2 separate regions of the Homo sapiens genome follow, and region 1 is linked to region 2. The links are chromatin loops, found by intact Hi-C in ENCODE. Cell type or tissue: heart left ventricle. All regions are shown on one strand. Links, peaks and the distances in the headings refer to the core of each region. The heading gives the core; the rest is flanking DNA. Region 1 has its middle 150 kb from the start of TSEN15. Region 2 holds the start of LOC124904466 (a long non-coding RNA gene).

What was found. Peaks named below come from ENCODE experiments on the same cell type or tissue, not always from the same donor. Only the 100,000 strongest peaks of a DNase experiment are listed, where the experiment ranks them.
Region 1: it touches region 2 in a loop (1.8-fold over the local background); 8 of 110 quality-filtered maps call a loop at or near these places.

What each region holds. Positions count from the first base shown.
Region 1 is chr1:184,202,197-184,207,579 of GRCh38, forward strand. No RefSeq gene overlaps it. Among named protein-coding and RNA genes, the nearest start is that of TSEN15, 150 kb to the left of the region's middle. In heart left ventricle, for the core only: no CTCF peak of the experiment used is centred there; no DNase peak of the experiment used is centred there.
Region 2 is chr1:184,149,485-184,154,867 of GRCh38, forward strand. It overlaps LOC124904466 (a long non-coding RNA gene), which reads right to left and starts at 4,232. Exons shown (of 2, transcript XR_007066765.1): 1 at 3,557-4,232; 2 at 870-3,022. In heart left ventricle, for the core only: no CTCF peak of the experiment used is centred there; a DNase peak (open chromatin) is centred at 3,188; H3K4me3 peaks cover 1,394 bases; H3K27ac peaks cover 2,132 bases.

The DNA.
Region 1 (5,383 bases), core at 210-5,209, 53 kb after region 2:
CAGTGCTTTGTGCAAATAGGAAATGTGGATCTAATGTAGAGTCACAAAATGACAGTGGGAGAGTGTGAGTTCACAGTAATTCTCAAATGACTCTTCAGGGCAGAGAAAGGCAGCTATTCTCAGAATGAGAGGCTGTTTCTAGGGGCCCAAGTGTTTGGGTCAATTGGATAATTCACTGGAGTTAAAACCTTAGCTGCAATAAAACACCCCTCAAGGACAGCTGACATCCTGTGCTCTGATTTCATACTTAACAAGCCCCTTCTGTGCACTAGTTTGGTTTCTTACATATTTTTTATTACAAAAATATTCCCTTGGTAGTGGACATGGGCATTCCAGTCAATAGAAAGAAACTTTCTTATTATAAATTAATAATATGTTGACATGCTTTGAATGTTTCTTTTAAATTTAGTTAATTAGAAAATTAACTAAATTTGAAACCAGTTTCTTTTAAATTTAGTTAATTAGAAAAATTCTCCTGCACACAGATGAATAGATTTTTTATTTGAGTTTTTTGATTACTTTAGTTTTTTAAAAATTACACAAATACTTAATACTGTATTAGTCCATTCTCACATTGCCATAAAGAAATACCTGAGATTGGGTAATTTATAAAGAAAGAAAGTTTGATTGGCTTATGTTTCTGCAGACTGTACAGGAATCACGATTCTGGCATCTGCTCAGCTTCTGGGGAGGCCTCAGGAAACTTACAATCATGGCAAAAGGTGAAGTCAGAGCAGATAATGTCTTACATGGCAGGAGCAGGAGCAAGAGAGAGGGAGGTGCTACAGACTTTTAAACAACCAGATCTCATGAGAACTCACTATTGCAAGAATAGCACCAAGTGGATGATGCCAAATCATTCAAGAAGGTTCCGCCCCCATGATTCAATCCCTCCCACCAGGCCCCACCTCCAACATTGGGGATTACAATTTGACATGAGATTTGGGTGGGGACACAGATCCAAACTATATCACATATATACTTTCTTATTGTAAGAGATCCAAACAATTAAAGTATACTTGAAAAGCCCTTTCAACATCAAGCCCCGTCCTCTCAGCCTCTGAGATAATCAGTTATAAGTTCAATATGCAGCCTTCAGTCCCTTTTCTATACACTTATTTATAGAGATGTGTGTATATTTATAAATGTCCCTTTTAATTTTATACAAAATTGATCGTACTATACATTTTCCTTTTTCATATAATTCCATCCCATGAAGATCCTTCCACATTAATTTTTCTACATTCTACAAGAAACAAGAAAGCTCTGCCTTCTTGTTTCTTATGGCTGCATCTTTTAAAAAAATAGGATGTATTATTCATGATTCTTCAGAGACACAGGAAAGATAGGATATATATATATATAGAGAGAGAGAGAGAGAGAGAGAGAGAGATTTACTATAAGGAAATGACTTAGCAGTTATGGAGACTGGCAAGTCCCAAGAGCCGCAGAGTGAGTTGCAAGCTAGAAACTCAATGGTAGGAGAGCCAGTGGGTGCAGTTCCAGTGTGAAGGACAGCAGACTTGGAACCAGGAAGAGCCAATGTTTCCATTTGAGTTTGAAGGCAGGAAGAGAGCTTATGTCCCAGTTTGAAGGCTATCATGCAGAAAAAAATTCTCTCTTACTCAGGAAAGGGTCAGACGCTTTGCTCTATTCAGACCTTCAACTAATTGAATGAGGCCCACTGACATTATGGAAAACAATTGGTTTTACTCATTCTACCTGTGTAATTTTAATCTCATCAAGTAATAGCCTCACAGAAACACTCAGAATAATATTTGACGAAATATCTGGACACCCTTTGACCTATTCATGTTGATACATAAAATCAACCCTCACACAAGGTTATGTAATTATTCCACTTTTAATGAATAGCTTTTTTATTTCTTTTCTTTTTTCTTTCTTTTTATTTTCTTTTCTATTAGGAACACTACTGCAATAAAAAATATTTGGACACACGTTTTGGGTACGTGTGTCTATTTCTGTAGAATATATTCCTACAGCTGGAATTGCTGGGTGTAATAGGTAGTGTAATGCCCCTCCCCCAAAATGTTTACATCATAATCCCTGGGACCTGTGGGTATGGTAGGTTGCATGGCAAAGGGAAATTAACATTGCAGATGGGATGGAGTCTCCTATTCAGCTGACCTTACAATAGGGAAACTATCCTGAATTATCCAAGTGGGCCCAGTGTAATCATAAACATCCTTAAAGGTAGAAAAGGGAATGAAAAGACAGAACCAGGAAGATGGAAGAGTGCAAAGGAGTAGGCCTGGTGTTGCTGGCTTTGAAGATGGAAGAAGGGGCCATGAGCCAAAAAATGTGTGCAGCCTGTAGATGCTGGAAAGGACAAGGAAACAGGTTCTCCCCTAGAGACTCCAGAAAGGAACATAACCCTGCCAACACCTTGATTTTAGCTCAAGGAGACTCATTTCATTCTTCTGAACTACAGAACTATAAGACAATATACTTGTATTGTTTTAAACCACTAAATTGGTAATCATTTGTTATAGCAGTCACAGAAACTAACATACTGGGAATTGGAGAATGCATATTTTAAAAACATGATGAGTAATGAAAATGGCTATGGCTTTCACACACACATGAGAAGGTTTTTCAGTTTACAGTTCTATCACCAGTGTAAAAAAAAAAAAAAAAAAAAAAGGTCATTTTCCCTTATCTTCACCAGCTCTGGATTTTATCAATCTTTCTTAGTAAATTAATGGGTGAAAAATTATTATTACTTTGTTGCTGAAGTTGGGGATCATTTTAGTGTTTACTTCCCTATTTACAAATTGGATGTTTATCTTTCCTTATTTTTATGCAAGTTTGGTGATCTTTGTTATTGACTTACAGATGCTCTTTAGATAGTATGGCTCTCAGTCCTTTGCCTGATATATATGTTGCAAATATTTTCTTTCAACCAATCACATCTCTATTAACTCCAATTATGGATCTTTTGTTACACAGACAAACTTCATAACTAGAGTTTTGTGTCTTGGTTAGGAAGAGAAAGCTAATGTCTTAACTAGAAATGCTGCAGATGCCAGCCTGAGCTGAGTCATAAATAGCTTGAGTGACCTTGGGTAAGCCCAACACTCCTTTGATCATTAGTTTTCTTATCAAAATGATTAGCTTCCTTATCAAATTTATTCATGCAAAAATTATTTACTTTGAATCCACTTTATGCCATGTCTAGATGTTATAGAGACAAATGAACACAATATTCAAGGAATATACAGTCTAATGGGAGATATGGACAATTAAACAGCCATAACAATAACCATGAGAATGGAATATGCTGTGATGGAGGTTTGCGCAGAATCCCATGAAACCCCATGGAACCCCACATCCAGACCATGAGGTTTTATAGGAGTTGTCCAGGTGAGATAGGGGAATAAGAAGGGCCCATTGGTCAGAGGGAGTTACAGGAACAGAGACTTGGGGGCAAGAGAGAGGAACTACAACAAGTTCATCCAATAGGGGTGATGATGTTGGTGTGTTATGAATCTGGAAAGGTAGGCGGGGACTATTGCAGTGCCTTTCATTCTGTTTGGCCTTTTTCCTGAGGACATTAGGATGCCTTTAAAGTTTGAAGCATGGGAGTGAGATGTGGACTAGCCTTTAGTAAAGATCACTTTGGCATTTCTGTGAAGAGGATAAAAGAGGGCACAGTCAGAGGCAGGGAGGCCAGCAAGGAGGCTGTTGTACTGGCCTGGGAAGGAGATGGCCAACACAAATGAAGCAGTGGGGAGGAGACAGACACGTTGGATAGCTTTGGGAGATTTGTGCCCGTGTTTCCCATCACTCATATTTGTTGTGAATCAAAAACAATATGTAGCATTGTTCCACGTGGAAGTTTTTTGTAAACTAAAAAAATTCCACTTCTTAGTGGAATTGTAAGCACTGTGACAGGTGAGTGGAGATAGTTCTGAATACAGAAGACTTTCCAGGAAGAAGAAATGGTCACTATATTTAAAGTAGAAAATCATTGTGTATTCAAATTGTACTTACTTTGTCTTTCATATTTTGGTTTTCTTTATATGGCTGTGAATGTATAACCTAAGCATCAGCTCATCTGCCCTCCCCTTTCCTCCTCCCAACCTCTTATTCTTTTTGATTACATTCCCATGATATATGTTAGCAAAGACCAGGGCTTATTTTAGTCTTTCCTGAGAGTTCTAACTGCCACTCTGCAATTGGCCACCAGCTATCTCCCAGCCATTCACTACCCTCACTGCACTTGAGGACAAGTGTCTGCTGCCTCAGCCAAGGAGCCAGTGAAGATGTGAATGGGGAGAAAGAAAACTCTCCAATATTTCTCCATCCCTTTATTCTTCATATCAGCACTTATCAAGCTGATATGGGGACTTCATACTTTACTGAAGCACTAAATTAGACAAACGAAATTACAATAAAGAAGAGAAAATTATTCAAACAATAGACTCACTGTAATTTTCACCTTGCTCTAAGGGACAAGTGCTTCTTCCCCCCACTCCACACTCATCCTCAGCTCTGCTTCTATTTTCTGTTCCCAAGTGAGTGGCTGAACAGTACTGGAGAGAAAACATGCCCTTTGTCAGGAGCAAACCTTTTCTCATCACAGTATTGTTTCCTCAGCTCTCTGTTTCACTTAGAAATGGAAAAAATATTGAATGCCATTTCCCAGACCCACTGCTGGCTAATAGCTTCAACTGCTAATGTTTTATGAAATCTGTCCCAGTTGATGTGGTGCATTAAGCAGAACCCACTGCGTTGACTTTGCTCCTCTCCTCCTCTCTCCCGGTTATTTGGCCTGTGCTGATATGTGAAGAAGCTCTGCAGGTCCAAAGCTCTGCCTGTGCACAGCAACGGCAATGGGAAATGACTGCCATCTGCATGCTGCCATTTTCCTTTTGGTGCTGACATGGATTCTTTGGCAGATCTTCCAAAGAAAGCTGAGTGTGTTGACACTGTGAGTTTGGTTATCACCCACTTTCCTAGGACAAAGGCTCAAGGCAACCCCCAGTAACATTTGGTTGATATTAATTTCATCTATTTGTATTCCTCGTGGTTAAAGACAGTAACAGCATTGGTGATGTGGCATCAAGATGCACAGTCCTACGAATGGGGCATCTGGCCTAAAATGGCAACAGGTAATTGGAGAGGACAGAACTGGAAATCAATTCAGAAAGCTTTAATAATAATAATCTTAATACATTTACAGGTGCTCTCTTATTTGATCCTTAAATGAGGTAGGTATTGTTTTTATCCCTGTTTTAAAGATAAGAACACTGAAGTTCAATGACCAGAAACTTGCCCAAGGTCATAAACCTTGGAGGGAGGAGGTATGGATTTAGGTGATTCAAGCCCTAAGAGTTCCAATATCTTATCTGGATCCTGT
Region 2 (5,383 bases), core at 242-5,241:
TTGTAAGTTGTATATATTATATACTGTATTCTTACAATAAAGTAAGCTAGAGAAAAGAAGATGTTTATAAGAAAATCATAAAGAAGAGAAAATATATTTACTATTCATTGAGTAGAAGTGGATCATCATAAAGGTCTTCATCCTTGTCATCTTCTAACTGAGTAGGCTGAGGAAGAGAAGGAAAGGAGGGGTTGGTCTTGCTGTCTGAGGGGTGGTCGAGGCAGAAGAAAATATATATATAAATAAATCTGCACAGTTCAAATCCATGTGGTTCAAGGGTCAACTGTGTATGCATCTATGTAGATGAGATAATCATCAAAGTCTAGTTTTAAAATGAAAAATTACATCATTCTTTTAGAAAACTCCTGGAACCTTGAGGAACACTGCTTTAGGCATACCCTGGTCTAGAATGCCACCTGTCTATACAGTTCTCCCTCAGTATCTGAAGTGGATCAGCTCCAGGACCCCCACAGATGCCAAATTCCACAGATGCTCAAGTCCCTTACATAAAATGGCATAGTATTTGCATATAACCTACACATATCTTCTTGTATACTTCAAATAATCTCTAGATTACTTATAATCCCTAATAGAATGTAAATGCTATGCAAATAGTTGTTATACTGCATTATTTTTAGTTGTACCTTTTTCTATTGTTGTATTGCTATTTAAATGTTTTCAAATATTTTCCAATTTTCCAAGATTGGCTGAATCTGCACATGTGGAAACAGCACAGGCAAAGGCTGACAGTATGCAGCTTTATTTCTCTTTCTGTCATGCCCATGCATTCAGTCAAAAATTAAAATTATTTCTCTTTACCTCTCCACTTGCATATTCAACCATTATACATAGTTGTTCATCTATTTTAGAACAACCAGCCACATTTATTGCATGCCTATCATACCTACATCTTGATTTCACAAGAACACTGCAAAATAGTATTATTAATATTAATATGTTATGGTTTACATTTTAAAAATGAGAAATCTGGAGATCAGCGTGTTCAGGGGACTTGCCCAAGAACACGCTCATGTCAAAGGCTGGGCTTTGACTCAATTCTGTCTGATCTTAGATCCCATAATTGTGCCCTTTGCTATAGCCCCAAGGTACTGAAAGGTGCATCGCACATAGTGGGTGCTCAATAAACATTTTTTGAATGAATATGAGAACAATGAACTGTTTCCATTCCATCAGTCTGCCTGTACTCCCAGCCTGTTGGCACTGTTTCCTCTCTAGGCATGCAAAGCCTAGGGGAGTACAAACTAAGGTTTGACTCACCCTGGTATCCCACAGCATGCCTGGCCACATAGTAGGTTCTCAAATACTCATTAATTTGAATTGACTTGAACTCCTCCCAAGACCCCGCTTGGAAACTTTTTTGAAGGTTAATTTAGAATGAGAAAAGAGAACTTGAGGAAGAGAGTGTGCTAGTGATGATACAAGCCCCCAGCTAGCCTTGGTAACTGGAATGGGAAGCATTGGCCACCTCCTCCTGAGACTGGGCTCCAAGCCCTGCTTGGTAATGCAGGCAAAAGCATGTGATTCAGACAGCAGCAAAGCCACAGAACGGCACGCCAAGTTCAAAGTCATTGAAGCAAGTAGTGTAAGTGACAAAATTTAAAAGACAGAGACCTCTGTAGAAGAAGCCAGGGTACCCAGAATTGACAGCATTGAAAGCTGGGCTTAGGTGGAAATGACAAGAATCTCTGCCCTACCCCTAGCAGGAGGTCCTCGGTGAGTAGCTTATAAAATGCCCTTCTAAGTCCCTAAAGGAGCCCACTGCTGGATCAGCCAAGGCTGGGAAGGTCCTCGTGATCATGATTGAGGTTCTCACAGTCTTCCTGCCAAGGCTGCTCTTCGGGGCAGACAAAATGTACCGGGAGCTCCGCGGGTCATTTGTGTTTACATTTTTTCCCTCTTTACTGCTCTTGATGTTCACTCTTCCAAAATTATCAAGCTCTCACTCTAGCCTAGTTCAACAGAAACATTTCTCTACTTCCAGACTGTTTAGAGCTTCCTCTCCAGCCAGCAAAAGGCCCAGCCCATTACTGGTGCACAGGGGCACTGACCAGCAGCAGCTTGGCTTGTCCTGTTTGACGGGGCTTGGCCTCATTGCCCTTCTGAAGGAGGCCCAAATGCCCATGTCTATTCCATCCCCAGATGCCAGCGAAATTGCAAGGTGTTTTCAGTGACAGGGCACCTTGCAAAAGTGGGAGCATCTTTGCATACATCACCTGAAATGGGGTCAAGGAAGAAAAGATTCATGCAAGACCCATCAGGGACAGACACTGGTACCCAGTGGATATCAGCTCATAGCAATTCTGTGTGCACTTTGCAGATCAGGAAACTGAGGTTCTCCTGAGACACAGAGTTGAAAATCAGGGGGTCAGTTCCCCAAGGTCCCAGCTTCCTCATCCTTTACACTCAAATACATTGCAAGGGCATCTCTCTCACTGACCCCACCTCTCAGAAGGGAATTTGTTCTCTCCTTTTTCCTCCTCCCTCAACCACTGATTCAGGAAGAAACTAATAAACTCATGATTTGTAAAGTTTTGTTCCTCAGCTCTTCTCAGATACGCTTCAGTTGAAAACACAGTGTTCATTCATTCCAGATTTCCCAAGACACTTCCAATTTCATGCAATGTTATAATTGTAATAAATTCATTTACTTCAATTTGTGACGAAGTATAATTTCATTTCATATCATTTTAAGGTATTGCATGTACACAAATTCAGAAACTGGAAAGAATATGTTTTGTTAAATGCCATGCCCTGATTTTTGAATTGGAAAATATAAAATGTGTTCCATCTCTGCTGTGCATGCACATAGCATAACATGATCACAGGAAATTCTTCACCTTAGTTCTTCTTTGGTCTGGCTTTTTTTTTTTTTTTTTTTTGAGAGGAGGTTCTCTGTTCCAGGCATAGGGAGAACTGTTGTATATCCCTCATTGCAGGCACAGCCCCGGAATCTTCCAGCCCTTTCGCCAAACAGATTCTTCACCATGTGGTCTCAGTTTCCCTGCCCGAAAAAGTCAAGATATGTTTCTCAATCTTGTAGCAACAGCTGCTCCCACCCCAAGGATTCCCCTACTCAAACCCGAGTGAAGAATGAAGCTGGTTTCTGTTTTAGGAACCAAACAAAGTCCTGCCCCTCCTCAGGGGCCCCCCTTTGGACTGGCTCCCTTCCCTCTGTTTGGATAGCCCACTCTTTCCAAACCACTGAGTCATTTCCTCTCCGGGACTTTCTCATTAAAATCTTCCTGTTTGCTATAGTTCTGGAGCCCCTCTCTGAGTTACCGTTTCCTTCCTCATCCCCACTGAGCTGATTAATTAATAGCCCAGCACCGCCCTGCAATCTCTCCCACTGCGGCGTTCCTTCCCACTCTCATGTCGGCTGGAATCTCTACACTTCGTACACATTTGTACAAAGCCTCGGAGTTCCTAAAGCTGTGAGGGGAATGGAGGATACCACTCCTCTCCGGCAAGGTATTGCTTGAAAGATAAATTGGGAAGATGAGTGCCTAGAAACGGGCAGCAGAGAAAAAAAACCTACCAACAGCTTGTCCCAGAGCCGCCAGGCACAGCAAGTGCAGCAGTTGGGATACAGGCTCTAATTAATGCGCTAGGAGCTGCTCGACCCTGAGCAGCCCCTTCCTCTCCCAGAAGACAGCTGCGGTCTCCTCGAAGCCCCGGTTTGGAGGGTTGTGTGCACATCTGAGACCTGCTGACCCTGACAACAGGCAACAGATTGCAGCACCAAGGCAGAACTCCATGGGACAGAAAGACAGAAGACACCGGGGCTCTTTCGTTCAGTGACGGCGTGAAGAGGACTGTCACAGTCAACATGGCACCTTCATTCTTCTATTGGGCTTTTTTTTTTTTTTGGCGGGGTCGGGGAGGCAGTTCTCTGTTCCCGGCACACAGAGAACTGTTGTATCTTTCTCATTGCAGGCACAGCTCCAGAATATTCCAGCCCCTTCTCTAAATAGATTCTTGATCAAATGAAACATCCTGGGCTGAACTGAGGGCAGTGCCATTTTTGCCCAGTGGGTATTTGGTAAATGTTCATGGAAGCAAGTCAAACTGAAGTTCAAAAAGTACATGATTTGCATTCGTTGAAGTACAAAAAAAGGTACATAACAATAGAGATGGACTGCAAACTCATCCACTGACTCAACACCTTCCATTATCTATTCATGTTATCCCATTGCTTCTCATTGTGAAAAGCCCCCGGGAGATAGTTTGGGGGTGACGGGTCATTGGCTGTCCCTTAAATCCCATCATGTTGGCAATCCCCTTCCCCAGTAACGTATGAGGTTCACATGATCTCAGAGCTGCACGTATGGCTCTACAGTAATCCCCATAGCAGCACATTCCACTTGGAAAAGTTGCTTTCAAAGTGTACTTATAATTGCTAATCATCACTGTAGTCTGGCAGCTTCCATGGAAGCGTGACTGGCATGTTCTGGGGCTGGCCCCTTGCCCTCTGATTCACAGGACACCTGTCTCAGTCCTCCCCAAACCCCATCCTGCTTCCTCTGCTCTCCACCTCATTCCCACCTCTGCACAAGCCTGGATCCTGTGGCACAAGTGATCCTTCCTTCTCCTCCTAGATTTCCAAATCTCTCCATTCCCTGGGACTTACTGCAAATTGCTAAACTCTTCTCCATTTCCAAATAACTTGTTCCTCCTCGTGCTTCCCAGGGTCCTCCTTTTCATTTCCTCCCAGGGGGTACCACTCATAGCATATCCTGGTAGTGATCCAGGGGTTTTCATTCACAAAGAATACAACCTGAATGGCGACGGCTCTCCTTGTGAAAAGATGGGCACACCTGCCCCCTCCACAACAACCTGTGTCTCTCCTTCCCTCCATTACCAACTTCTTACAAGAGCAGCCTGTAGTTCCTCACCCCTCCCTGGGTAAAAGTCTTCATGCATTTCCCACTGTGAGGTCAGAGGCCTAGTGTTAATTAACCCTCATCCTGCCTACCTGTCTGCAGCGTTTGGGACCTGATCATTCCTGTTTCTGGGAACACTCTCCTCCTCTGGCTTTCCTGCTTCTTCTGTTCCCTCATGGCTCCTCCTCAGTCTCTGACCAGCTCTCCTTCCAGTCTTCTCTCTGAAATCTTGATGTTGCTAAAAGCTGTTTCCTCAGCCACCTTCTTGTTTTTCACATGCTCTTCCCTGGGCAACGTCATTTACTCCCTTGGCTTTGATTAAACTTACACACTTAAACTGATAACCTTTCTGCTTACTAAATTAAAAACCTCTTATAATTACAAAGCAGCCCATGTATAGATAAACAAAAATAAGAAAATAAAAATACACTATTCCCACCATCCAGAGCATACCACTGTTAATATCCTATTGTACATCCTTC